3 separate regions of the Homo sapiens genome follow, and regions 1 and 3 are each linked to region 2. The links are chromatin contacts, found by Hi-C in ENCODE. All regions are on one chromosome and are shown on one strand. The core of a region is the stretch at or near the end of the contact, and the rest is flanking DNA. Distances in the headings are between cores, read along the strand shown. Region 1 holds the start of TIGD6 (tigger transposable element derived 6). Region 2 holds the start of ANXA6 (annexin A6). Region 3 holds the start of GRPEL2-AS1 (GRPEL2 antisense RNA 1).

Region 1 (4,663 bases), core at 1,565-4,064, 1.2 Mb before region 2:
AGTCCCAGCTACTCGGGAGGCTGAGGCAGGAGAATGGTGTGAACCCGGGAGGCGGAGCTTGCAGTGAGCTGAGATCGCGCCACTGCACTCCAGTCTGAGTGACAGAGCAAGACTCCGTCTCAAAAAAAAATAAATAAATAAATAACTGGGTGTGGTGGCGCATGCCTGTAATCCCAGCTACTCGGGAGGCAGAGGCACAAGAATCGCTTGAACCCAGGAGGCGGAGGTTGCAGTGGGCCAAGATCACACCACTGCACTCCAGCCTGGCGACAGAGCGAGCCTCCATCTCAAACAAACAAACAAACAAAGATGCCATGGTAAAGAATTGGTATTTTGAGTGCAACAGAAATCCACGGATGTTTTCAGGCATTTTAAAAGGATCACTTTGGCTGTTCTGTGGAAAATGGATCAAAGAGGCAAAGAGACCAATTAGGTGACAGATTATGGCAGAAGTGATGGGCAGGTTGTAGTACAGTCCCTCTCTGGGCCTATTTTCTTTTTTTCCTTTTTTTTTTAATACATATTTTTGAAAAGTCCCATGGTTGCAAACCACAAGCCCAGATGATGCCTAAGGTCCTTCCAGATTTAAGTCTTGGACCCTAGATAGGTGCTTCAAACTCAAATGCCTTTAGGGGCCAGGATGGTGGCGTAAGTGAGTGAAACAGGGATTGAAGTATTTGGAGAATGGTGTGGTGTATCCTGTCTAGAAGTATTCAGAATTTAAAACAAACAGTCCCCCTGCCCTACGCTGGTCCAACAAAACATGATCCAGCAGTAGCAGTTTTGGGTAATTGCCTTCGTAGGCATTTTATCATGAGAATCCTTAAAGGACAAGAGAACCTGCTGTGACTTTATGCTATGACTGTCCCTTCTCAAGGGTAGATTTTTACTATCACCTCCATACATGTATCCATCCATTCATGACATGTACTATGTATTAAGCAGTATGCTTGATGCCAGCCATACAGAGATGAATGGAGCATAGTGCCCACCTTTGAGGAGCCTACCAGGGAAGACAAACACTAGAGCATGTGAAAACTAAATCAGAGGTTACGGAGTACTACTGGAACATAAATGTGCAGATAATCAACTGGAATGGAGCATGGATGGGCAGTGCACTTCAAAGAGGGAATAATATGGTGGGCCTTAAAGAATAAACAAATAGGAACTCATGAGATGAAAGGAAATATTTAACATGAAAGGCAATGAAATACTATATAGGAAATAGAATGTCCTGGTCAGGAACAAAAAATTCTTTGGAGAAGAAAGCAAGGACCAAATCACAGGAAGTCCTAGTCAGGTTTCTAGCTTGCTTTGGGGGCATTAAGAGGCTTTTGACGGTTTTTTGGTTTTGTTTTTCTGGAATGACATGATCAGATTTACAATATAGTCTTTTGGTTGCAGGGTAGAGAACCTAATGGGTAAAGTTGATTTTCCTAAGAGATGGCCTTAAATCTGAAGATAAAAGCAGGCTAAACCAGTAGGCCATATACAGTTTGGATGTTAATTTGAGTGCAATAGGAAGCTATTGAAGGATTTTAAGGAAGGAGAGATGACTGCTGTGTAAAGAATGGAAGGGTATCAGAGAAAAAAGCAGGAGTCCACATGAGATAATGGTGGCTTGGATTAGAGTAGTAATAGAGAGATGGTGAGTAGTAGTCAGTCTGGGGCTATGTTTTTGCAAGCCCTGTGCTGGACCGGATGTGAGGTGAAGGAGGAGTCAAGGATAACGCCCAGGTTTCTGGTTTGAGCACTGAGGAATCCAGCAGATGATGGTGCCATTTACTGAGGTGGGAGGATCTACTGCGTAAACCTCATTTGTTAAGCACTTTACTTGCTTAATATTGCTTACTTGTGGCAGGGCTGGGATTCAAACCCAGGAGGCTCACAACAAAGCTAGCACTCCAAACACTACAGAGTGCTATATAGCTGGTTCTGGGAACTACTAATATTGAGAGGAGACATAGAAAGAGAATGAAGCAAGAGCCAAATCAGACAAGTCTTGGTCAAGCTAAGACGTCTGAATTTTATTTTAAGTGAATGAGACACTGGAGGGTTTTAAGCAGGGAGTGACTTGATCAGACTTACAGTGCAAAATGATCAATCTGACTGCTTCGTGGAGAATGGATTGTAGAGGGGATGTGGGGAGAACTACATCAGTCCAGGCAGGAGATGATGGTGGCTAGAAGGTTGGTGATGGCGGTAGATGCAGAGAAGTAGGCAGACTGGAATACAGTGAGGGTTGTGCGGGAACTTGTACAAATGTGGACAACTTGTGACACTGGAGAGAAAGGACAATCCAATCCAATCCCTATTTGATTTACGGAAGCTCTCCATACGGTCATTCAGCTCAGCTTGAGTCACTCCAGGAACTCACTACCATCACTATTCGTGGGCCAGTGGGAGAGACGGATTGAGGGCAGATCACTGGAGTGATGAAGGCGCTACTTGATGCGGCACTACGTATGAACCCGATCCTGAATGAGAGGGAAAGACTGAGACAGGCTGAGGTCAGGCCTTGAACGTCGTGCTGAGGAGAGGGTGGTATTGTAGGCTTCCCAGCGCCCGACGTGGCTCTGAAAGGTGAGGCGGGGCCTAGATCCCTCACGCTCAGCACAGCCCCGCCCCTGTTACCTGAACGCCCCACAGCAGTGCCCGGGGGCTGAGCGGCCGGGGCGTCCCACCGCCGGCAGCCACAGCTTCCTCCTCCGCCCGGGACCTCTGGCCGGAAGCAGTCCGTTCGCCTTACTAGACCCGCTCCAAGCCTTTGAGCAGTTCGTGTGGGTCCGCTCCCAAGCTAGGGCTGGGCTGTTGCGCTTGCGCCAGGGGTCGCATGCAGTCACGCGCTGCCGACCGCTTCCGGTGCGCCGCGAGGGCCGCCGGGACGGGTCTCCCTGGCGATCCGTGGTGTGCCGCTACTGCCGGTGCAGCCGCCAAACCGGTGCCTCGGTGACGACCGTGTCCCTGCCGTCTTCCTCGAGCTCCCCGGGGCTTGACCCCCGGGGCCCTCGGCAGGCATCGGTGAGGAGCCTGCGGAGCGAACCTGTGCTCCTATTCTTGCCCTTCAGGACCCCATATCGCGACTCCGAGGAGGGGAAGCGAGAGGGGCTGTCGCGACTCCGCGCCGTGTGTCGCCGGGCGGGGCCGCGGGGCCGGGGCTCCTTCAGCCCCCGGGATGCGCGCGCGAGCCCTCGCCTCCACTTCCTTGTTGCTGCTGTCACGACTGGAGCCGCCTCTCGCCGACAGCGGGGAGCGCGAGTGCGCCAGCCATCCCCCTCGTCCAGCCGCCGGGCCAAGCGCCTCCGGGAATGTGAGCGGCGCAGCTTGCACGCTCCTCCGGGTAAGTCCCGCCTTCGAGGGCCGCGCCGAGCCGCTGGGCGACCTCGAGTTGGATGCTGCGGCTCTCTGAGCCTCTACTGAGTCTTCCACAAAGTAGGGCCACTGAGCCTTAGTGTCCTCCTTCCGCAATCCGTATGGGACATTCGGATGTCCCAGACGTCTTAGCTTGACCAAGACTTTGTCTGGTTTGGCTCTTGCTTCATTCATGACCCAGAATGAGGGAAAGGAGCTAGCCCAGAGTCAAACTGTGGCCCATGGCTGAGCCCTCAAAGGCAATCTCGTGAGATTCCAAGGAGGATCTGATGGGACAGAGAAAGTGTCTCGCATATTTCAGGTATTGACCTTAACTCTGTTTTACAGATGAAATAACGGAGACTTAGGGTAAGTAGATTGCTTAAGGTCAGAGGTCCCCGTGCTGGTGCGACTGGTGTAGTCTGTACTAGAACCCGGATTTTCTGTCCTCTAGAGCCCTTCGTTTTTAACCTTAAATTGTCCTGCCTTTTTTTGCATTGCTATACTGCTGCCTCGAGTCTGATAACAAACTTGTACTCAGGCTTAGAACAGGGTAATAAAACAAACAAAACCGTAGGGTGTTGTCTTCCTGCCCTCAGCCCAAGGTGGCTGTAATGAGTGTTTCCTAACCCGTTTTGCGCAGGGTGCTTAGTACCCTATATGCCATTCATTACAGATGCTCTCCTGCAGTTACTGCCCTTCTCCACAAGGCTTTCAGCCGCCCAGAAGTCAATTCAGGGCAAAAAAGCGCAGTCCCCACGTAGCCTTGATTTGAACTACTGCTTCCCTTATCCTTTACTGGCCTATTGCTTACCCAGCCAAGTTGTAGACTGTGTTCTCTTCCTGGGTTGCACTATGGCAGTTAGAATGTAGGTTTTTGTTTTGTTTTTCTTTGTTAGTTTAGTTTTTGTTTTTAATAGGAAGAGGAATCATTTAGAGATGACAGAGAACTAGGAAGAACCTAAGGAATAATGTGTGCTTTACCTGGGGTATATCCTGAAAATTATAGGTGAAATACAGTGTGTCTGCAATTTCTAGGAGAGGTTTTTTGTTGTTGTAGTTGTTTGTTTTTTTAAGCTTTCGCAACATTGTCAAAAGAATTCTTGCCTCCAAAAGACTAGGAGCCACTGGGTTCATCCTTTTCTCACAGTAGAAACAGTTGAAATTTAGGATGTGGAATAGACTTCTCTGAGATCATAAGGTTAGAGTTTAGGTCTCTTGACTCCACATGCAGTGCTCATTATACCTTATTTGTGGAGTGAGGTCTAAATGAGAGGTGTGTGGGCTTTGTACTGCACGTATCAGTCCCATA
Region 2 (4,821 bases), core at 1-2,500:
CATGTTTTGGGCAAGGGGGAAGGAATAATGGAGGGAAAAGGGCGGACTCTTGGGGGGAAACCAGAGTCCTTTCACAAACCCGGGAGCCATATGTCCAAATTTGGAATTGTCAGAGAAGACCCACTAGAATCTAGGGAAAGGAAGGAGGAGGCAGGAAGCCGTGGCCAGATTAGTTGTCCCAAAGGACCTCCTGCCCTTTCCCCTTGTAGGGCCTACAAGGGTTGTGCCAGGCTTCCCAAATCTATAATCAAGACTCCCAAACCTGCAATCATTCCATACAGCTGACAAATAAATCAGTTTTCAAAGCCATTGTTTCCTTTGAAAGAGACTGGGTTTCTCAACTATGGACTTGGAGAAGGAAATCCAGGCTCAGAGAGGGAAAGCCACCGCCCAAAGTCACACTGCAACAGGGGCTGGGATTCCGATTCAGGGTATTTTGCTCCCATGCTGGTATATGGGGAATTATTTGAAGCCCCCAAACTTTGGGAAGGCCTAGACCGCTTAGGGGATGCAGAAAGAAGGGTAGTGCCCCTGCCTCACCATAGGAGGCCTCGGAGCCCCGTTGGGAGACTGCATTCATAGACAAGCAGTGGCCCAAAGGGGATGGGGTCCAATGAGGCCCTGAGGTATGTACGACCGGACGTTCAGCTCTCTGCACGCAGGCAGCCCTCCCCCGACACCACACACAAGCCATTTTATAAGCAGCTGGAGGGTCCAACGCTCTTGCTCTCAGTCTTGGGCCTCAGCCACACCCTTCTCTGCGGGTCCTTTGACTGGCGTCCAGCTGACCCCAACCCCGGACCTTCAAAGTCTCTTGAGCCCCCCCAAATTAAGGCCGGCAGGACCAGCCCCTGGCTCAGCTCCGGCGCCCAGGACCCTCAACCAGACCCTCTGCAGCAACGGGACTCCCTCCCCTCCCCCTAGCCAGGGCGCCCTCCGCCCGCGCCTCTCCGCCCCGACCCCAGATTTGCTCCGCTGCGCTCCCCAGACACACCCAGTCTGCGACACTCTCGGGTTACCGCGCCCTCCCGTCCCTGCTCCTGGCGGGGGGTACCCATCAGCCGATGACTGGGCGCTTATTTCTTGTGTCCCTGCAGCCCCCGGGAAGGGGTTCCCAGAGCGACTCCCCTCTCCAGCCTCAGCCCACTCACCGCGCAGCGGAGGCCTCGGGTCGCAGACGGACGCACGGGCGCAGGGACTCGAGGACGCAGCGCTCGCTGGATCGGAGCCCGTTAGCCCAGCAGCAACCGCAGCGCGGGGCGGACCGGGAGGACAGCCGTGGGCTCCGAGCCGGACACGTGGCGCGCAGAGGCCAATCCGGCGCGCCCGCCTCCCTCCTCCACCCCACCCCTCTAGCTCCTTAGCTCTTGGAATCTTAGAATGTCACTAGCCCGAGGGGCTTGCCGGGAGAACCTCCTCAGTTTCCAGCCCCCGGATCTGAGACTGAGAAGGATTAGGGGCTTTGGCCAAGGTCACGCGGCCCTTCAGGGCTAGAAGTCAGGGCTCCTGACTCCGGGTTCTGGACACTTTCCCGCAAATTCTTATAAGTCGCCAAAGCTTTGTTGAGAAACAGAAAATTGAGGTTTGCCAGGGGCACTTTATCTGCCTGATCAGATTCCATGCCTCAACAGCCTCATTAGGTCGGTGACATTATTTACCCACTTTCAGGAGGAGAGCCCAGTCCAGTTCCTGGACCAAGGTCACACAAATAGTGGGTTGCGGAGGCAAGCTTCTTCGTGCTCTGGGAAGCAGGGAAGGCAGGCAGGGAGACCAGCAGTTGTAATCCAGCGCTAGAACAGGAAAAATTGATAAACTGAGAATACAGAGGAAACTGAGAATTATTGTCCCCAGGGGATTGGTAAGGAGAAGATGAGGAAGTTAGAAGAATTGGACAGATACCTGCGGAAAGTGTTCCAGGCAGAGGAAACTGCTGGAGCAAATGCTCCTAGCAGGAGGCCACCTGGCGCCTCCGAGGATCAGCAGGGGGGCCAGTGTGGCTGGAATGGAGTGAGTGGGAGGGAGAGGAGAGATAAGAGGGACCCAATCAGGTGGGACCTCCGGGGCCCTTGAAGGCACGCTGTCTTTTACTCTGAGTCAACTGGGGATCCATTGCAGGATATTGAGCAAAGAAAGGGTATTATTTTTGGGTAGATGAAATCCACACAACATAAAATTAACCATTTTAAAGTCAACAATTCAGTGGCATTTTGTACAGACACAATGTTGTGTATCCACCACCTCTATCTAGTTCCAAAATATTCTCTTCACGGAAAAATAAAACAGTATACCCACTGAGCAGTCACTCCTAACTTTCCCTTACCCCTCGTCTCTGGCAACCACCAATTTGCTTTCTGCTTCTGCGGATGTGCCTATTCTGGATATTTCATATACATGGAATCACATGAGATGCAACCCTTCTTGTCTGACTTCTTTCATGTGGCATTTTGTTTGTTTGTTTTTGTTGTTGTTTTTTCACTCTTGTCGCCCAGGCTGGAGTGCAGTGGCGTGATCTCTGCTCACCACAACTTCTGCCTCCTGGGTTCAAGCAATTCTCCTGCCTCAGCCTCCCGAGTAGTTGGGATTACAGGCATGCGCCACCACACCCAGCTAATTCTGTATTTTTAGTAGAGACGGGGTTTTTCCATGTTGGTCAGGTTGGTCTTGAACTCCCGACCTCAGGTGATCCACCTGCCTCGGCCTCCCAAAGTGCTGGGATTACAGGCGTGAGCCACCGTGCCTGGCCTCATGTGGCATGTTTTTGAAGTTCATCCACACTGTAGCATGTATCAGCACTCCATTCCTTTTTTTTTTTAGTTTCAGTTGGAGTTTTGCTCTTGTTGCCAAGGCTGGAGTGCAATGGCGTGATCTCGGCTCACTGCAACCTCCACCTCTCAGATTCAAGGAATTCTCCTGCCTCAGCCTTCCGAGCAGCTGGGATTACAGGCATGCACCACCACGTGTGGCTAATTTATTTTTGTATTTAGTAGAGATGGGGTTTTACCATGTTAGTTAGGCTGGTCTCGAACTCCTGACCTCAGGTGATCCACCCGCCTTTGCCTCCCAAAGTGCTGGGATTACAGGCATGCGCCACCGTGTCCGGTCCAGCACTCCATTCCTTTTAATGGCTGAATAATTTTCCGTTGTATAAGTACACTATAATTTGTTTATCCATCCATCTGTTGATGGATAGTGCATTGTTTCCCCCTTTTGCTGATTGTGAATAGTGCTGCTAATGAACATTTGCATACAAATACTTATTTGAGTACCTGTTTTCAATTGTCGTTGTGTATTTACCTAGGAATGAAACTGCTGGGTCATATAGTAATTCTACATTTAAGTTTTTGAGGAACTGCCAAACATTTTTTCAGAGTGGCTGCAACATTTTATATTCCCATCAGCCATGTCATGTATGAGGCTTTTAATTTCTCCATGTCCTTGCCAACACTTGTATTTTATTTTTTAAAAATTTGTACCCGGCCAGGCACAGTGGCTCATGCCTGTAATGCCAGTACTTTGGGAGGGCCGAGGTGGGTGAATTGCTTGAGCCCACGAGTTTGAGACCAGCCTGGACAACATGACGAAACCGCATCTCTACAAAAAATTAACCAGGGGTAGTGGCACATGCCTGCAATCCCAGCTACTGGAGAGGCTGAGGTGGGATGATCCCTTGAAGCTGGAAGGTAGAGGCTGCAGTGAGCCGTGATTGCACCACTGCACTCCAGCCTGGGCGACAGAGTGAGAACTTGTCTCAAAAAAACAAAAGTACAAAAAACTTGTGCTCTAGTCATTATGAAATGGCATCTATAATTGTGTTTTTGATTTGCATTTCCCTTCTGACTAATGATGTGGAGTATCTTTTTTGTGTGCTCATTGGCCACTATTTGTACATCTTCTTTGGAAAAATATCTAATCATGCTTTTTGCTCATTTTTAAATTGGATTTTTTGTCTTTTTTGTTGTTAAGTTATATGAGTTCTTTTTATATTCTGGATAAGACTTTTGTGTTTGTTTGAGACAGAGGCTCGTTCTGTTGCCCAGGCTGGAGTGCAGTGGTGCCATGTCGGCTCACTGCAACCTTCACCTCGTGGGTTCAAGCAATTCTTTCCGCCTCAGCCTCCCAAATAGCTGGGATTACAGGCACCTGCTACCATGCCCAGTTAATTTTTGTATTTTTTTAGTAGAGACGGGGATTCATCATGTTGGCCAGGTTGGTCTTGAACTCCTGACCTCAGGTGATCCACCTGCCTTGGCCTCCCAAAGTGCTGGGATTACAGGTGTGAGCCACCGCACCTGGCCAAGACATATTTTTTAAAGGGTCACTGAAGTCTCCTGTGTTGGAAATACTGAATACTGTTGGGGGAAGAGTAGAAGAAGGGGATCTGCTAGGAGATTTTGCAGTAATCCAGGCAAGAGACAGGCTGGTATAAATGCAGGTGGGGGAAGTGGTTGGAGATGGGATGTATTTGAAGGTTGAACATGATTTCCGAAGGATCAGGTGGGAGATGAGAAAGAGTCAAGAATGGCTTCAGGGATCCTGGCCTGAGCCACTGGAAGGATGGAGTTACCATCAACTGAAATGAGCAAGACTGCAGGGAAAGCAATTTTGGGAATTAGAAGTGGGGAAAAGATCAGGAGTTCAGTTTTTGACCAGTTTGTTGAACATTTCTATTAGACACCCAACAGGAGATGTCAAGTACGCAGTTGGCTAGTCAAGTCTGGAGTTCAAGAGATGAGATCCTTAAGGGAGAAGAGAACTAAATATGGAGTCCTAGTTCGGCAAAAGGAGTCAGGCTGGCAGGACCAAGGGAAAGCAAAAAGAGAA
Region 3 (4,793 bases), core at 762-3,261, 1.8 Mb before region 2:
TGACCAATAGAATACAGTGGAAGTGACACTGCCATTTTCTGGACCCAGATCTTAAGAAACTGGTATCCCCACTTCCTGTCTTGGGATGCTCACCCCTGGAACCTTACCATCGTGCCAAGAGCAAACTGAAGTAGCCTGTGGAATGGAACTGAGGGCCCTGGTTGAGCTTTCAGCTGAGCCAGCACTGTCTTGCCAGCCAGTGAGCCATCTTGAAGGTGGATCCTCCCACACCCAGTGGAGCAGCCCCAAATGATACCACATGGAACAGATGAGCTGATCTCACTGAGTCCTGCCTGAGGTGTAGTGTGAGCAAAACAGATGACTGTTACTTTAAGCCACTACATTTTTTAATGGTTTGTTACACAACAGCAGATAAAATGATACAGTCACCCCACTGCATTCCCAGTCTGGCACCTTTGTGCCACAAGAATTGTGCCTACTTGCTTTTCCCTTATCAGCTCTTTCGAACCTCTCTTACAATGTTGATGAGCGCACACATTGTCAATGGGCTAGTAGGGTTGGAAGGGCTTCCTAACAGAAAAAAACAGCTCTAGATTTAAGAGTTACAAAGGACCCTAAAATTACAAGCAAAGTATAGTCAAGAAGATGAATTTGAACACTAACATGATTTACCCTACAAAAAAATGACAAGAATCAGAATAAGTTCATAAGAGAATTTGGCACATAGTGGTCAATGAGTGCTTGTTTTAAAAACTGTTTAAGGGAGTATCTTGAACCTTTGGAAATGAACTTAAAAGGTGTTGCATCCTGACACAAACATTGCCAAAAAAAAAAGTTTAAGATTATGACAAATGCATGATTATTCATCTACCAGTTTACTAGTAGTAATCCAGTTTGGCCCAAGTAAATTAAGTCTCAGTGCTGAGTTAGAACCCCAGCTATAAGCTCTTTCACCATTCTCTGAATCACTTCAGTTTTTTGTTTTTGTTTTTGTTTGAGTCAGAGTCTCGCTCTGTCACCCACGGTGGAGTGCAGTGGTACAATCTCGGCTCACTGCAACATGTGCCTCCCAGGTTCAAGCGATTCTCCTGCCCCAGCCTCCCGAGTAGCTGGGATTACAGGCGCACACCACCAAGCCCAGCTAATTTTTGCATTTTAGCAGAGATGAGGTTTCACCATGATGGCCGAGCTGGTCTCGAACTCCTGACCTCAAGTGATCTGCCCACCTCGGCCTCCCAAACTGCTGGGATTACAGGCATGAGCCACTGTGCCCGGCCCAGTTTCTTATTTTAGCCATAATCTCACTGAGTAAATATGGATTTCATTTATTTTTATATATTTATTTATTTTTAAAGACAGGGACTCTTGTCACTCAGGCTGGAGTGCAGTGGCACAATCATAGAACACTGTAACCTCAAACTACCGGTCTCAAGCCTCCCACCTCTGCCTCCTGAATAGCTAGGACTACAGGTGTGCACCACCACTCCTGGCGAATTTTTTTTTTTTAAGAGACGGGGTCTCAGAGTCTCATTATGTTGCCCAGGCTGGTCTCAAACTGCTGGCCTAAGCGATCCTCCCGCCTGACCTTCCAAAATGCTGGGATTACAGGCTTGAGCCACCCCCAGCCTCCGGATTTTCTTTATTCTGAAACTCATCCCTAACTTTATTTTCTGCCAGAGGAAGTCTGTTTTTCACAGCGTGATAAACTAGCAAGTCTGAGCTGCTGCTCTTGTCTTCTTAGAGGATGAAAATGGGAGTTTATCCCTCCTTTTCTCCTTTCTGAAAAGAGAGTAGATGAAACCTTCCCCCGCCTTTTGGTTTTTAGGAAGCAGAAAGCAGAGATATTAACTATATAAAAACTGCAAACACATAAATAACAGCAGTATAGAAAGCATAGGGCTTGTGTCAGCATATGAATGAGGTAGCGTCTTACCACCCTGGCCGCATGCTTGGTCAGCAATTTCCAGCACTTGCAGACACTGCAAAAGGCTTCCCTTATCTCATAAGATGGTTACAACCACCTAGAAAGGTGGAGCAGGATTCTTCGTCTGTGTTATAATAGAGGAAACAGACACAGAGAAGATACAGAGCTAATAACGCAGAGGCTGGACATAACCGAGGTCTTCAAAGCTTCACTTTGGTCTGTTTCATCCCTCTGCCGCAGCTGGGCCCTGGTCCTGATGCTGAGGACCCGAAGCGGGCACACCTGCGCCGGGCAAGAATGAACCCAGCCAATGAGGAGCCCGCATGCGGGGGGCGGGGCGGAACGGGGAAGCTGCCAATGAGAGAGCCTACCCCGAGAGAGATGGAGCTAATGAGGGCCTCGTGCTGGAGAGGGACGGCGGCTTGGCCAATGCGGAGCTGGGTCTGGCGCGGCAGGAAGGCGGGACTGCCAGTGGGGCGCCGGGGCGGGGCGGAGAGCCGAGCGCCAACCCGCTAGCGCCTGAATCCGGCGTGCTGCCCGCTCGCCGCCCGCCATGGCCCGCGCAGCCCCGCTGCTCGCCGCGTTGACCGCGCTCCTCGCCGCCGCCGCTGCTGGCGGAGATGCCCCGCCGGGCAAAATCGGTGCGGGAAGGACGCGGTGGGGTTCCCAGCTGGGGAGGGCCGGCGGGTAAAGGGTTCTCAGTTCTCAGCTAGGTGGGGTATAGGAGGGCGGCTGGGTGAGGGAGGGGTCCTCGGAAAAGGAGCTGGGTGGAGGAGAGGCGCCGAAGGGGACGCGGCAGGGAAGGTCCTGATGGGGCCGGGGCATGGCATGTGAAGAGGGCCACCTAGGACGGAAAAGAGGCCTGGGCAGGACTGGCCGCGGATCTCACCGGGAGGTCCAGGGTCGCTGAGCATCTGCCATGGTCCTGGCTGTTGGCTAGGCGCCCGGGTGACAGAGGACAGAGAGGCTGGGCGATGGCATTCACAGAGGTTGGTTGAGGGCTCTCTGTGTAGCAGACGTGGTGCTGTAGTTCCTGCTGGGGTAGAGCCCTCACAGTACAGGGAAGTCCGTGCTGAGCTGAGGAAGTACGGTGCATGCAGAGGAGGGGCGCTTCACCCTGTCTTTGCGGCCCTGGGAGGGCTTCCTGGAAGTAACATCTAAGCCAAACCACCCCCAGGTCGATAGGAGACAGTCCTGGCAGAGACAGAACACTAGGTCCGCTGGAGATTTGCTGACAGAACGGGGAACTTTTAACAACAGTCTTTTTGTTTATTGTGTGTGTGGTTTCCCCAATACTTTATTTTGAAAATGTTCAGATGTACAGCAAGAATTTTATAGTGGTCATCTGTATACCCACCACCTACATTCTGCCATTAACTGCTGCTATACTTGCTGTGTCACATAACTATCACGCACTGTTCTAGACATCCACGAATCCAGCCTACATTTTGATGCATCTCCAAATAAATTGCAGACATCAGGACACCTCACTAAATACGTCATCGTGCATATCATTGACTAGAGTGTCATATGTGTTTACAGTTGCTTTTTTTTTTCCTCCCTCAACAACTGTCATTTTAACTACATGACTCGTGAAGATTTTCAAGTCCCTCACACGTGATATTCCCACAGGCAGAGATCCTGGGCTTCGGGGTGGGAGGACAAAGACTCTATTCCGCTAGGCCACTCTCCATGCACCCCAGTTGGCAGGAGTGCCTGGAACATCTGATAGAAGCATCACAAACTTACAGGGTCCAGTGCAGTGCTAAAGCTTCTTGTGTAGCAGAACCACAGCCCAGGCCATACAGGGTTAAGAAGACTGAAGCATGCCAGAAACCAGTTTGAGACTGAGAGTTTAGTGCTTGCCAAGAAAAGAGAATCCTGAGGCTAGAGTAGCCAGAGAAGCCCTCATGGAGAAGGTGGAGTTTGAGCCAGGCATTGAAGGATGTGGAAGAGTTAGGCAGGCAGTATCCATGAGTGACCATGTGTTCTCTCTCTGTCCTTAGATCGTTTGAATACAGTGTGGCTAGGAGTAAGCAGAGTGTGCTGTGGGAATATGCAGGGCACTCCCCGTTTTCTTAGGAACAGGCAACAGGACAGGACATTTCTCACCATTGGGGAAGGAGCAGGACCTCCACCCAGCAGAATTGCTGCATTGTGGCAACATGGAGCTCTCTGCCTCCTTCCTCCCAGCTGGCCCTTCTGGCCCCATCCAAGAGTCATCCAGAGCAGGACACTTGGCAATGCCTCACTGCCCTTCAGCTTTCTAGATTTTCCTCAGCCCTCTGACGGGAGCCTCTGTTCATCCTTGGTGGTTTGGACTCTACCCACAACAAGAATGCGGATTCCTGTTAGGATGGCTTAATGCTTGTGCTTCTGCAGGACCAAATCTGAGAACCCCCAAGTGGCATCAGGACCCTCTAAACCCACCCATATAGTTCCATATGCTGCCCTTCTCATGCTGGTCTCTTTGCAGAGTGTGCGTGTCCTCTCACTGACAAAGCTGATTGTCCTCCAGCATCTTGCATGAAATCTTATTTCCCCAAGAAGGCTGTGTCCCCACACCCTCTGGGGCAGAATTCACTGCTTCCCCTTCAGGACTCCCTGGAACCCTGTTGCACTTCATCATGGGTTGTCGTTGCTAATTGCGCAGGAGTCTGTCTGCCCATTCCATGCTGGGGTCCTGGGGGACAGAAGCCTGTTTGATTTTTCTTTGTGCCCCAGGACATCTTACTGTAAATTAGAGAATTGGTGTCAGTTGTGTTAAATGAGCTGGTTCACAATGAAGTGGTGTCTTCTGCTTCCTGATCTTGGGCAGCTTCTAGGCCTTAATATCAATTTCTCTGGAAAAATGGGTAATTTGGGACTCTTTGCACATGGAGGGGATGGGAGCACACTGGTTAAAATA

What was found. Hi-C counts contacts between places; a loop is a spot of excess contacts on that map. Pooled maps may share reads with other maps.
Region 1: a pooled map shows a loop between it and region 2 (8-fold over the local background). The contact joins the promoter of TIGD6 here to the promoter of ANXA6 in region 2. A Hi-C loop is called at or near these places in 1 of 168 maps with a recorded cell type or tissue (naive thymus-derived CD4-positive, alpha-beta T cell), 1 of 37 single-sample maps with no recorded cell type and 7 of 50 pooled maps.
Region 3: a pooled map shows a loop between it and region 2 (4-fold over the local background). The contact joins the promoter of GRPEL2-AS1 here to the promoter of ANXA6 in region 2. A Hi-C loop is called at or near these places in 5 of 50 pooled maps.

The regions. Positions count from the first base shown.
Region 1 is chr5:149,997,840-150,002,502 of GRCh38, forward strand. TIGD6 (tigger transposable element derived 6) reads right to left here and starts at 2,815. Exons shown (of 2, transcript NM_030953.4): 1 at 2,635-2,815. It overlaps HMGXB3 (HMG-box containing 3), which reads left to right and starts at 2,900. Exons shown (of 20, transcript NM_014983.3): 1 at 2,900-3,340. RefSeq lists enhancers at 2,039-2,827, 3,715-3,794 and a silencer at 2,555-2,634.
Region 2 is chr5:151,156,529-151,161,349 of GRCh38, forward strand. ANXA6 (annexin A6) reads right to left here and starts at 1,251. Exons shown (of 26, transcript NM_001155.5): 1 at 1,152-1,251. RefSeq lists an enhancer at 1,412-2,268 and a silencer at 2,064-2,123.
Region 3 is chr5:149,355,631-149,360,423 of GRCh38, forward strand. GRPEL2-AS1 (GRPEL2 antisense RNA 1) reads right to left here and starts at 2,012. Exons shown (of 2, transcript NR_132366.1): 1 at 1,895-2,012. PCYOX1L (prenylcysteine oxidase 1 like) reads left to right here and starts at 2,416. Exons shown (of 6, transcript NM_024028.4): 1 at 2,416-2,526. The coding sequence starts at 2,439. RefSeq lists an enhancer at 2,176-2,470 and silencers at 2,196-2,245, 2,266-2,425, 2,446-2,655.